2 separate regions of the Homo sapiens genome follow, and region 1 is linked to region 2. Evidence: read pairs that join two places in POLR2A ChIA-PET (ENCODE). Cell type or tissue: Panc1. All regions are shown on one strand. Links, peaks and the distances in the headings refer to the core of each region. The heading gives the core; the rest is flanking DNA.

Region 1 (6,331 bases), core at 1,595-5,594, 170 kb after region 2:
GTGTGACTTACTGGAGGAAACCAATATTCACATAAACAAAGGATGCATAATTACAGATAGTAATAAGTCTCATCAAGGGAATAAACAGAGAAAATATAAAACATGCAGCCCAGGCTGGAGGCAGTGCCCCCAATCCCAGGGACCCCATGCTTGGGATCCTGGGGGGCCCTGGACTTGAAACGAATACTAGGTCCCTGAATGGGCTGTCTTTGTCAGAAGGGGGTTGGAGGTGGCTTTGGAGCTGCCATTTGTCTTGCCTCAGACTTCCCAGAGGTACATGCTGAGATGAAGATTTACCTGTAAGCGATCGATTAAAGAACTGCTTCCAGAAGAAGCCAATCTGGCAATGTAAGGGTCAAGAGAGGGAAGCAGGAGATGCCAGGCGGGGACAGCTTCTCAGGGGGTCTCAGCCTCAGCCTGTGTGCTCAGATGCTTGGTGATGATGCTACCTCTGCAGTTTGCTGTGGAGGGAAGGGAGCTGGGCTTCACACACCCACCCGGCAGTCACCTCCCTTGTGGGAGGCCTACAAGCCCCAGGAAGATGCCCTGAACCAGGATGCAACTCCCTAGAAGCTGGGCAGAGCCCACAGAGCTGGTTAAGGGGTCTGTGGGAGGTTAGGCAGAGCCCCAGCAGTGCTAGAAGGAGCCAGCTTACAGAGACCAGCCCCAGGGAGTGGCCATCTCAGGCTGAAGAAACGGAAGGAGCCTGTGTCCTAAGGCTGGCAGGAAGCCAGTGAGGTCTAGGGTGGGAGCTTAGAGAGCTGGGGTGGGTTGGGGGCAGTCATGGCGTAGGAGCTAGGAGAGGCAGGCTGTAGCCGGGAGTTTAGATTTGGTTCTAAGTGTGATGCCAGCCCTTTCGAAGGTCTAAAATATTTGTATTTTATTTTTAAATCACTTTGGCTGCTACAGGAAAGATAGTTTGCAAGAGGGCAAAGGTGAATGTTGGGAAATAACAAACATACACACAGGATTTAAAATAGCTCAAACCTTTTATTTTCATATGCACCTGGATGTAATTAGGAGTCAAGATGTGACAATATATGATAATTTAGGTACCTTAAATGTCCATATAGCTATCTTCCGTCTGTATAGCTATTATTTATCATCTATCATCTATCTACCAATCTACACACCCTCACACACACAAATACACACATTGTTTTATTCTGATAGTTATCTATGGCATTCCACTTTAAACCAAACTAAATTTACATTTCAAATTAAAGGAGACAAATAAGAACATCTTTGTTTCTCAAATGCTAGCCATCTCAGACATACTGTGTCATAGAATACATAGATAACCTTTTATAAACATTTTGATTTAATATCTCTTGCAATTCAAATGGCCCAGAGATTATGTAATGAGACTCATAAACAGCAAATGACTTACTTTCTAAAAATTCTAGAAAATAGCTCACTAAAGCTCCATCGAAGATTAAGCTAAATTACATTATTAAAACAAGCTGATTTCCATTACAGCTTAATGTTTGGAAATAAAGAAATATATAACTACACATTATCTGTGTTCTCTAAAAAGAAAATAAATGTGTGTGTGTGTGTGTGTGTGTGTGTTTGTATTTTTCTATGGAAATATGGAAATCTTTGGGTTAACTGCTGCTCCTTCTTGCCTGCCATATCCCAGATCATTTTGACAGGAGCCCCTGTCTCTCTTGATGTCTGCTGCCACCCGTTATATGAGAAAGGTCAGAAGATATTCCCATGACACATACTCTCTGATAGTCATCTGTGACGAGCTGGACATCACTACTGCCGGTCATCTGTGATGGGCCGGACATCACTACTGCTTTGTGACATATACCCATTACAAATACTGTGTCACATCAAGTATTCAAACCTAAGGAGTATTTAATTGCTTTTATTAGTACCAAATTATATGCAAACATTATTTTTAACATGGCTGAACATTATACCTTTCTCCTACTATTTATCTTCTATACTTTTTTTAACAGGTTTCTGTCTTAGAGTTAATGTTCTTATTCTCCATTTAAAATATGTGTATCTATTTTAAAGCCAGAGACATTTGTACTAGTCTGCTTTCTTAAAGATTACAGTACAGATTGATATTCTTATGGGATTGAAATAACGGCCAGGCATGGTGGCTCATACCTGTAATCCCAGCACATTGGGAGGCTGAAGCAGGTGGATCACCTGAGGCCAGGATTTCAAGACAAGCCTGGTTAAGATGGCGAAACCCCATCTCTACTAAAAATACAAAAATTAGCCAGGTGTGGTAGTGCCACGCCTGTAATCCCAGCTACTTGGGAGACTGAGGCAGGAGATTCGCTTGAACCCAGGAAGTGGAGGTTACAGTGAGCGGAGATCATGCCACCGCACTCCAGCCTGGGCAAAAGAGTGAGACTCCATCTCAAAAAACAAAAAAAAAAAAAAAAGAAAGAAAGAAAGAGGGAAAGAAAGAAAGAAGGAAGGAAGGAAGGAAAGAAAGAAAGAAAGAAGAAAGAAAGAAAGAAAGAAAGAAAGAAAGAAAGAAAGAAAGAAAGAAAGAAAGAAAGAAGAAAGAAAGAAAGAGAAAGAGAGAGAGAGAAAGAAAGAAAGAAAGAAAGAAAGAAAGAAAGAAAGAAAGAAAGAAAGACCCATTATTTCTTCTGCCATAATTTTCAAAAGTTGCTTATGTCTTTAACTTCAACGAAAATAGATTCTAAAGAGAAAAAAAAGTACCAACGACTGCCTCATAAGCAGCCAACCTTGGTTTCATCCCCTGGATTTAAAGCTGCACCTTGACAGATTTCCAACCTTGTTCGGAACTTGAACCATGCCTGTTGCATTTGAAAATAGAACTCATGCAAATAAAGATTTAAATCTCACCAAAGTGGCCCTCTTCCCTTGAATTCTTATGTCTGCTAGATTGTACTTTTTCTATACAGGCAAAAATAGACAACATTTCCAAGGTGTGATGATCACAGCCCAAAAATGAAAATGTAGGAAACTAACTCAGTCCTACATTCTAGTAATAGCAACCATCCCCATCCTCTTCACTCTTTATTTTTGTCAGAGAATTTTTCAGGCTTTTAAAAATTACAGTAGATTTAAATTTTCTATTTTTATTTCCTTAATTATCTTTTTCTTCTTACGATTTAAAAATGTAGTTTTGTCAAAAAATGTTTAATTGAAACTTTTCGGAAAGCACACTTGTTACTGAAAAATTAATCAGCAAAATCAGTGAGCTAATTTTAATGATGATTACTATTTTAATGGGTGAATATTTTTAGCTCTATCTCAAATGCAAAAATGCTCTCTGACTTGGTGAGATTTAAAGTGAGTACAAACCGCGTTATGCCATATCTAACAAGCACAGATAGCACATTATCTTAATTCAAACTAGAAAGATCTTTATAGAATAGATGAAGATGCTGCAATATAGGTAATGAATAAATGATGCCAGAGGAGCTGAAATCCCTATAAGTGGGTAATGACACTGCCCCGGCCCTGGCTGTAGCCAGTTAACTGTTGGGCTGAGAACTGCAGTAATTTTACTTATCCCATTTTTCTTGTTTTATGAAGAAAAAAATATATCTGTCAATTTAGGTTAGAGCTGTAAACTACTGTATTATACCTGGTGGGATATGTTTATGACTCTCATTAATCAAAAATGAGTGCTGTGTGTCTACTATTTAGTTGGAGTGGAGAATGGAATTTTCCATAGCACACCATGTTATGAATTGCTATGACTCATAATATGTTCCCATAAATAAGCTCTCCATGAAATGTGTAATAGTTGCCATGTGGAATATCTGTACCGATAGTTTTTGACCTCAGTATCTGTTATGTGAACTACATTTTCTGTCTTTTGTTTTCACAGTTGAAGCATTAGATGAAACCATAATATTTACTGCTGCACATATGCTCACTGTCAGTATAATATATTTCAAAGCAGCCTCCTGCTATGATGGCGAGGGGAAGGGAGAAACCAGGAAGGGAAAGTGTCAAGGTTTATTCGGTGTGTCAGCTAAAAAGAGCAACAAGCAACTCACTTGTTTCTAGAATACCCTTGTGAGTGAGGTGAATTACACTGAAACTTGTTTTGAAATAAAGAAATTGCTGCTTGAGAAAGCAGCCTCATGGCACTGGGAACAAATATTAACAAATAATAATAATAGTCATGATGACAACCATGTCACTAACAGCCAGGTGGCTGTGCTTACCTGCTCCCAGGTGTCTTACTGCAGTGGTCATGCTGTCTCTTCTGGGCATGCACTACTGTCAAGGACAATGACCCCTGCAAGAGAAGGCATCTCTGTCTTCCCATTTAGCCCTTTTCCTCACCCAGAAAACTGTGGATAAATGAACAATTAGAACTTTTGACTTCAGTAGCAACTGGCTTGAAACTAAAAATATTTCTTATTTGGCGACTGGCATCCATCAAACTGTGGAAGACAAAGAGATGCATCCACTATTTACCTCTCTACCCCCAGCCCAGAGACAGGCCCTGGAATCAACCCAGTGGATCCCAGCCTTCCCTCCTGTCGCAAAAAGGAATAAAATTAAACTGGAAAGAATTATTTTCCTTTCTCTGAGAGATGATTTTTTTTTAGTGATGTCCCTAGTGAAAATGTTTACTTAACCTTTGATAATAAATGAAATAACCACCTTATCAGATAGATACCCAGTTCTATTTTTAGAGTGAAGATTTTAAATATTCAAAAGCATCTAACCATTTGCAGAAAATACCATATGGCCACTGCTCTGAGGGGTTCTTTTTACATGCCTAGGATCACACCGTCGTACCCACTAGATGTTATGTATACCACACACCAACACACTCACATTCACCTGCATGGACCTCCTTTCCCACCACTTGAAAGATAAAGCTTACTTTCATTCACCTTAAAAGGGAGATTTTATTCTTTCTAAATATATACCTAGCAGCAAATTGCTATTTCTATATGTCAGAATGGGACTTTGGTTGAAATCAGAGGGTAGATTTCAGTCCTTGTGAAACTAAGCAGGAAGCAATATAAGGCCAGGTGCCGTGGCTCACACCTGTAATCCCAGCTTTTGGGAGGCCAAGGTAGGAGAATCACTTGAGGCCAGGAGCTTGAGACCAGCCTGGGCAGTACAGTGAGACTCTCATCTCTACAAACAAGGTAAAACAAACAAACAAACAACAACAACAAAAAACCAGCGGGTTGTGGTGGCATGCACTTGCAGTCCCAGCTGCTGAGCCTAGTGCTTGAGGCCAGGAGGTCAAGGTTATAGTGAACCATGATTGTGCCACTGCATTCCATCCTGGGCAATAGCATGAAACCTTATCTCAAAAAAAAAAAAAAAAAAAAAGAAAAAAGAAAAGAATAAGGAATATAATGACTTTTCTCCCTTCTCATCCCCATATAAAGGCATATTATTTTTCCAGCACAACAGAAACAAAAATTAATAGAAAATAAAGTGAGATTCTATGACCATTCTTACTGAGCTCTCATGTATTTGACTTTTCTTGTACACCTTTGATATGCAAGCATTGCCAAAAACAAAGGAACATAAATATTTACACAATAAAAAATCCTCTCACCTTAGAAAAGTCTACTGTGAAAAATATAGGCACCCAGCCACTCACCTCACACCCTGAAGCCTTTGATAATACACTGCCTTTGCATGATTTAATTCTCTTCCTTCTATTTTACTGCTCTCTCATAAGATTTTCACCTAGGGGGCTCATAATTTGCTGAAACCCATTTGTGGTTCTAAAGATCTTCCTGAAGGATTTTGACCTTGGGCTCTGCTAGACACTGCTCACATGATCAGGTCATCCGAATTAAGTCCCCATCCATCCCAGCTCCACACCCAATCTACTGAGCATGGTATCATAGAGAAGTTCTCATTATTAAGATTTCGAGACGTTCATCTGCCTTCTTTTTGTGAATTCCTTATATTGCCTCACCTTCTCAATTGCATTAAGTTTGTGCCCCTACATTTCTTTCTTTCCTTAGACTCTATCTGTACATTTCCATCTTAGGTCGAGTTCTCCCAGAAGCAAAATTTGAGGCGAGGGTTTGGGTGCAAGTGTTTGTGAAATAAATTCTTCCAGGAGAAACCAACTGGCCAGGAAGTGAGGACACTCAACAGCAGGAGGTTCAAGCGCAACCACAGACTCAGCCTGAGCTTGCAGGGAGACCAGGACAGCAAGTCACACTGTGTGGTTAGCTGCTCCTGGAGTCAAGAGCTCAGTCCTAGGAGGGAAGCAGGAGAACAGCCCTCCTGGAGGAGGCGATCCTCTGACGAAGGCCCTTCAGCAGCAGAGCACAGGGCGGAAAATGCACACGTTGCAGGCTGAAGCTGAGGGCAGGATGGGTGAGAG
Region 2 (6,331 bases), core at 1,233-5,232:
TTGTGGGCATGCACAGGATGCCTGTGAGTTTTCAACAGTGGTGACAGCCATATGCTCCTGATCACAAGAAGAAATTATATCGGGTCCAGTGGCGGCTGTCACAAAGCCATATGGGGTGGCATGGCAGCCTTCTGCAGGTGTGCGGTCATGTTCCCAGGACCCACAGCCCTGATGGCCAGAGCTCACTGCCTTCCTTGAGATTCTCGCCCTGGTTCTCAGGCTACACACAATACATGGTATAGGGCCACATCTATAATTCAACATACACACACATACCAAGTACAGGCACAACCCGTTTTACTGTTTTCGCTTTATCACATCTTGCAGATTATGGGAGTTCTTTACAAACTGAAGTTTTGTGTTGTGGAACAAGTCTCTTGCAACCATTTTTCCAACAGCAGGTGCTCACTTCGTGTATCTGTGTCACATTTTGGTAACTTACAATTTTTTAAACGTTTTTATTATTATACTTTTAATAATGCAATAATATTATTATATATCTCTGATCTATGATGAGTGATCTTTGATGTCACTATTGTAATTGTTTTGGAGGCACCACAAACGACACCCACAGAAGACAGTGATCTTCATCAAAGTGTTGTGTGTTCTGACTTCTCTACCGATGGGCAGTTCCCTGGTCTTTCTCCTTCTCCTCACGCCTCCCTATTTTCTGAGACACAACAGTATTGCAACTAGGCAAATTAGGAACCCCAAAATGGCTTCTAAGTGTCTGAGTGAAAGGAAGAGTTGCATATCTCTCACTTTAAACCAAAATCTAGAATCAAAATCTTCTGGTAGGGCTAATGCGGCTGGTGACTTTCAGTTGACTCCAATGCCCATTGAGTGTTCCAAAAACCCTAAGGCCCTGAAGAGTTATGCTAAATCTACTCTGCCTGTGTGCTGTAAATAGAGCAACACCCCTGGATGACAGTGCCTCTGTGTACAGCATGGCTTACAGAATGTTTTAAATCCATTGTTGAAGCCTACTACTCAAGAAAAAAAAAAGAAAAAGATTATTTTAAAAGTATTACTGCTCACTGAAAACTCACTTGGTCAGCCAAGAGCTTAACACTGTCTTCATGTCGGCTAATGCAATATCCATTCTTTAGCTCATTGATCAAGGATCTAGGAGTAATTTCAACTTTTAAGTTTAATTATTTAAGAAATATATTTTTATAAGGCAATAGCTGCTATAGACAGTGATTCCTCTGATGGGTCCAAGCGAAGTAAATTGAAAACCTGGAAAGGATTTACCATTCTGCATGAGAAATTGAGAAAATTCTGATTGGTGGGGGAAGATCAATATATCAACATTAACGGACATTTGAAAGAAGTTGATTACAACCCTCATGGGTGACTTTGAAGGGTTCAAGACTCCAGTGGAAGAAGTAACTGCAGATGTGGTGGAAATAGCAAGAGGATTGGAATCACAAGTGGAGGCTGAGGATGTAACTGGATTGCTGCTCTCTCAGGAGAAAACTTGAATGGATGAGGAGCGGCTTTTTATGGCTGAGTAAAGAAACTCACTTGAGATGAAAACTTCTCCTGGTAAAGATGCCGTGCACATTGTTGAAATGACAGCAAAGGATTTTGAATATTCTATAAACTTAATTGATAATGCAGCCCCAGGACTGGAGAGGCTTCACTCCAATTTTGAAAGAGGCTCTACCGTGGGTAAATGCTATCAAGCAGCATCTTCTGCTACAGAGAAATCTTTCATGACAGGAAGTGTCCATTGAGCCAGCAAACTTCATTGTTGTCTTATTTAAGAAATTGTCACAGCTACTCCAACCTTCAGCAGCCATCAGCATTGAGGCAAGACCCTTCATCAGCAAAAAATTATGACTCACTGAAGGTTCAGATATTTGTTAACATTTTTCAGCAATAAAGTATTTTTAAGTTAAGGTATGCACTTTTTTTTTTTTTTTTTTTTTTTTTTTTTTTTTTTTTTTTTTTTGGCCATAATGCGATTGCAAACTTAGGCCACAGTATAGTGTAAAAAAATAAGTTTTGTATGTACTCGTAAAATCAAAAAAATTGTGTTACTAACTTCTTTGCAATATTTATTATAATGACCTAGAAACGAACCTGCAATATCTCCAAGATGTGCCTGCAAGCAAATTGTTTCTTAAGGCTTTTTCTACATAGAAGTGAAATCCATAAGTAAAGCAATTAAACAGATTATTAAAGCAAAAAATGAGCTCAAAATCATCAGATTTTTGAGTCAAAGGCATATTTTTTAAGCTTGACTATGCAGGTAATTACCCCATTTCTGTATTCTGCTTTGTGAACACAGATATTTACTTAAATAGATGTGCTTTTTGTTCATATACCAGACGAGTAAACATCACACTCTCACACACATTATTGCTTCTACCAGAATAAAATTCCGTGTGTTACCATCGCCTTAGGAACACCGAGTTTGAAATATCTGCACCATCTGGAACAAATGGCTTAACTTCCAGCTGTATTAACTTAGCTCTTCATCTTGTCTAAGTGGAAAAGCCGAAGGTATAAGCCTTTCCCTTGTATAGAGTGTGGGATAGACTTGGAGGTTTAATCTATACTCTGTCTATACTTGGGAAGCCTAGACTGAGCTAAAGGTATTTCCCCCCATGTCCAAAGTAATCATTTGTCATTTTTTCACAGCAGGATTGCTTGAATGTCTGGTCCAGCTACGGCCATCTCTCTCGGAAGGGATTACATTTCTGCGGAGCTTCAGAATTCCTGCAATGCTTTGATCTTGCTGAATCTATGGCATGATTGTAACTGTGAGTCATGCTACACGGTTTACTACAAAAGGGATCATGATGGAATGGTGGACTATGGGGAAGGGAACATTGATTCTGAGACTTGTAACTCTTTTCAACATTTTGAAACAGAGATTATTTTACTTATCTTGGACACGAAGGCAGCATAACATCGCAGCGAGGAGCGTGGGCTCTGCATCCATGATCCTAGGTGGGAATCCACCTTCTGCAGCTCACCAGCTCTGTAACTGTGGGCTCACCTTTTCTCTTCTTGGCACCTCCTTTGCCTGCGCTGTGAAATGAGGACAGGATTAACACCGATTTCATGGAGATACTTTGAGGGTTAAAAAGGCAATTTAATGTAAAACATTTGGAACAGTGACTGGTTAAAAATGTAAGCATTCTATTGATAGTAGTTGTTATTAGAAAAGCTACTTTTTTGTTGTCTTTTCACGTTATGCTATTCTAGAATGAGTTAGTCTGCACAGACTCTCAATACACATCCCTCAACTAAAAAAAGCAAGGGAGTGGGATATCAAAGTTTTCGAACATATGCATCTAGTTGTAATTTTTTTCTTATTTGAGTCTCACAACTTTCTGTGATATAAGTATTTTTACTCTTATTTACACATGAAACAACTAAAAACTATGCAACTTATGTAGAATGCTTTATATGCTATGTATAAACACTGTATCAAAATTATATTAAGAGATATAATTCTACAATTCCATAGGAGATAAGCTTACCAACTCCAATGTATGTTTGTCAAAATTAAGTTATAAGAGTATTATCAATTACCCATTTTATGATCATGTACAAATTATAGTTGGACACATTTCTAACAAAATTAATTAAATGAAATAAAAAGTCAATTAAGCAATCAAAAATAGTTGACTTTCATTCTTGTGACTTTCATTGTTGATGGCGTGATTGGGCCTTTTTAAAAACACAATTATTTTCTATCTTTTAAAAAAGGTTACATTTTAAGGTCAGCACATGGGTAGAAGATGGTTGAGAGTAAAAATAACCCTTTACAAAACCATAAATAGCCCCTACAACATCATCAATATACCACATTTAGAGTATTGCACTCTGTGGAGAATTCTTTTGGCACATCAAAGTTTGAACTGGAGAGGGAATGAGATAATTTTACATGTGGATAATTGGACATTGAAGCCACTCTGCCTTTAGGATAACAATAAGATTTTGAGTGATGGTTTAGGGGTGGTTGTGAGCTCCAAGTGTCTCTCCCTGCCAGCAGGATATGTGTTATTCTAATATTGTCTGTATCATTTTCATGCAAGGTTACAGACTTTTTAGTTACAGAAAAGATTAAAAGTGATCACATAATAACACTTCGCATAGATAGTATTACATTCTACATGCTGGGTATATATTAAATGCTTATATGACAGGACTCAATTTTTTTTTCTGATATCTCATGCCTTTTTGAATTCATTCATCCATTCCTTAAACATAAGTTTAATAAATTCAAGATAATTCTGCTAACTGTGTCTCATCTTTGCTTCGTATTAATTTAACAGTTTTACTTATGGACTGAAATATATGTCTACCTGGCTTGCAATGAGCGGACTGAGATTTTATAGCTACTGCATTCTTGGTGCTTGGTTCCTGTTGGTGTGTCATGCTCTGATAACCCTCATGATTTGGGTTTAGAGGTATTTCTCCCATCTGTCATGGCTCCTTTAGCAATTTCGTGTTTTATCTGCCAGCGTCCACCGTGTGTGCCGGCTCAGCTTCTGCGACACAGGCAGCTGATTGAAGCAGCAATGAGCTGAGGGCTCTGCTGTTTTGAGGGTGTGTGGAGAAATTGAAGGACCGCATCCAAACGCAGACACCAAGGTTGTGTGCCAAAGGAAGTCTGGCTGAAGATGTTTTGAAACTCTAAAAGCAGGCTTTTCAAAACTCTGATGCTTATAAATAAATGAACAGAGTTCACATATCACGTGTACATGTTATAGGATATGCTTTACAATAAAAAAGATAAAAATTTTCTTGTAATATGGAGGCCCTAACCATTGTTTTAGAAAAAGTCATTTTAAAAGAATTAAGGTTCTGTTTTGTTCATGGAATCAGCATGTACTTATTGAATACGTCTTGGCTGCTAGGTACTGAGCTAATTACTAAGGGGCCACAGGTTAACTGGGAATGGTTCATTCCTTCAAATCAGCCTTAATTAGTGGGAGGGCTTTGAGGCCAACCTGACCATGAAAAATCAAAATACTGTGAAAAAACAAACGTAAATAAAAGACCTATGGCCAGTCAAATCAGTGATTTTATTCATGGGTGGAAATGTTCATGGTTTCCTCAACTTCTTCATTTGTCCTCATTCCCTGATATTAGGATACTATGAACACTGCAACCAAGACAGCATGCTTATTTTATTCAAGTCCAAGAAACAGTATACATTCAAAAACTAATCAGAAGTAAATAGTTTTGAGCCTGATATAAGGAGTATAATTGTGCTTCCTTTGTTAAACAGTGTTTCCCAGTTTTCTGGCATGTGTAAATTGATATTTTTTAGTAATACTCGTGTTTTTACTTGCATGTATGTGAACTCCATGTTGAGTGAAACTCAAGAACTAGTCTGCATGGATTTTGCTCTCCTATCTGCAGCAAATATGTGTACCACAGCTTTGTGAAAAATAAGTTCTGTAAGCCCAACATATTTTTTCCTCTATATACTGTTCTAAGTCTCATAAACAGAACTAAGAGGAGTGATGATGCTTGCATTTGACTTCCAAGGTTGAGGTTATACAATCTAAAACAATGTGTCAGTGAGTGGATGGAGACACTTATTGAAATGGAAATGCTTTAGAAACACTATTTGGTTTGGGGAATGCTAGTGATATAGAGGAACTTTCAATAGAGGCCAGAGGGAAAAAGGGCCATTTAGAACAACAAGGACACAGAAGAAAAGGATGACTCCATTTGAAGCAGCTGGTAGAGGATTCTACTTTGAAAAAGAAATATCCAGATGATAGAAAAAGTTGTCTTTTGATATTTATTGGAAACTACGCAAGGACACTGTTTCATTTTCAAGAAAATACAATGATCAGTGTAATAATTCATCAGAACTATCATGCTTTTTAGTTCAAAGCATTCTAACAATTTTTTCACGAGAAAACGTAAAAAATAGCTAACCCTCTTTCTGTTTTAATTAGATTCTGCATCTGTTTGAAAGAAGTTTGATAAATATTCTTTCTTATAGACTTCCTGTCACATGACTGGTCCAATATGCGGGCTGGAGGTTGAGGATATTTATGACCAACTTCTTAGATTCTCTGACAAGAAAAATTCTCATTGGTGATTCATATTTCCTACAGAGCTAATGAAATGAAGTCTATTTAAAGGTATCTGCACACCGTATCAATTCTTAACAAATACGATGAGAGGCATGGGATTGGAGATGATATGTACTCAAACGTTATGAAACATTATGTCCAAACTTCACATAAGTTTATGTGTTGTGGCATTTTATTGGCTGTAGAAAGCCTGATGATGTCTTCATTTTCTCTGTGAATCAACTATGCTTTAAAAATCTAAGTTATTTCATTAG

Evidence for each region. Peaks named below come from ENCODE experiments on the same cell type or tissue, not always from the same donor. Only the 100,000 strongest peaks of a DNase experiment are listed, where the experiment ranks them.
Region 1: POLR2A ChIA-PET joins it to region 2 with 5 read pairs; 2 of 35 experiments call an interaction of 5 or more read pairs at or near these places.

Annotation. Positions count from the first base shown.
Region 1 is chr10:4,258,079-4,264,409 of GRCh38, reverse strand. No RefSeq gene overlaps it. Among named protein-coding and RNA genes, the nearest start is that of LINC00702, 17 kb to the right of the region's middle. In Panc1, for the core only: no CTCF peak of the experiment used is centred there; no DNase peak of the experiment used is centred there; H3K27ac peaks cover 3,735 bases.
Region 2 is chr10:4,427,976-4,434,306 of GRCh38, reverse strand. No RefSeq gene overlaps it. Among named protein-coding and RNA genes, the nearest start is that of LINC00703, 47 kb to the right of the region's middle. RefSeq lists an enhancer at 2,148-3,347. In Panc1, for the core only: no CTCF peak of the experiment used is centred there; no DNase peak of the experiment used is centred there; H3K4me3 peaks cover 645 bases; H3K27ac peaks cover 3,890 bases.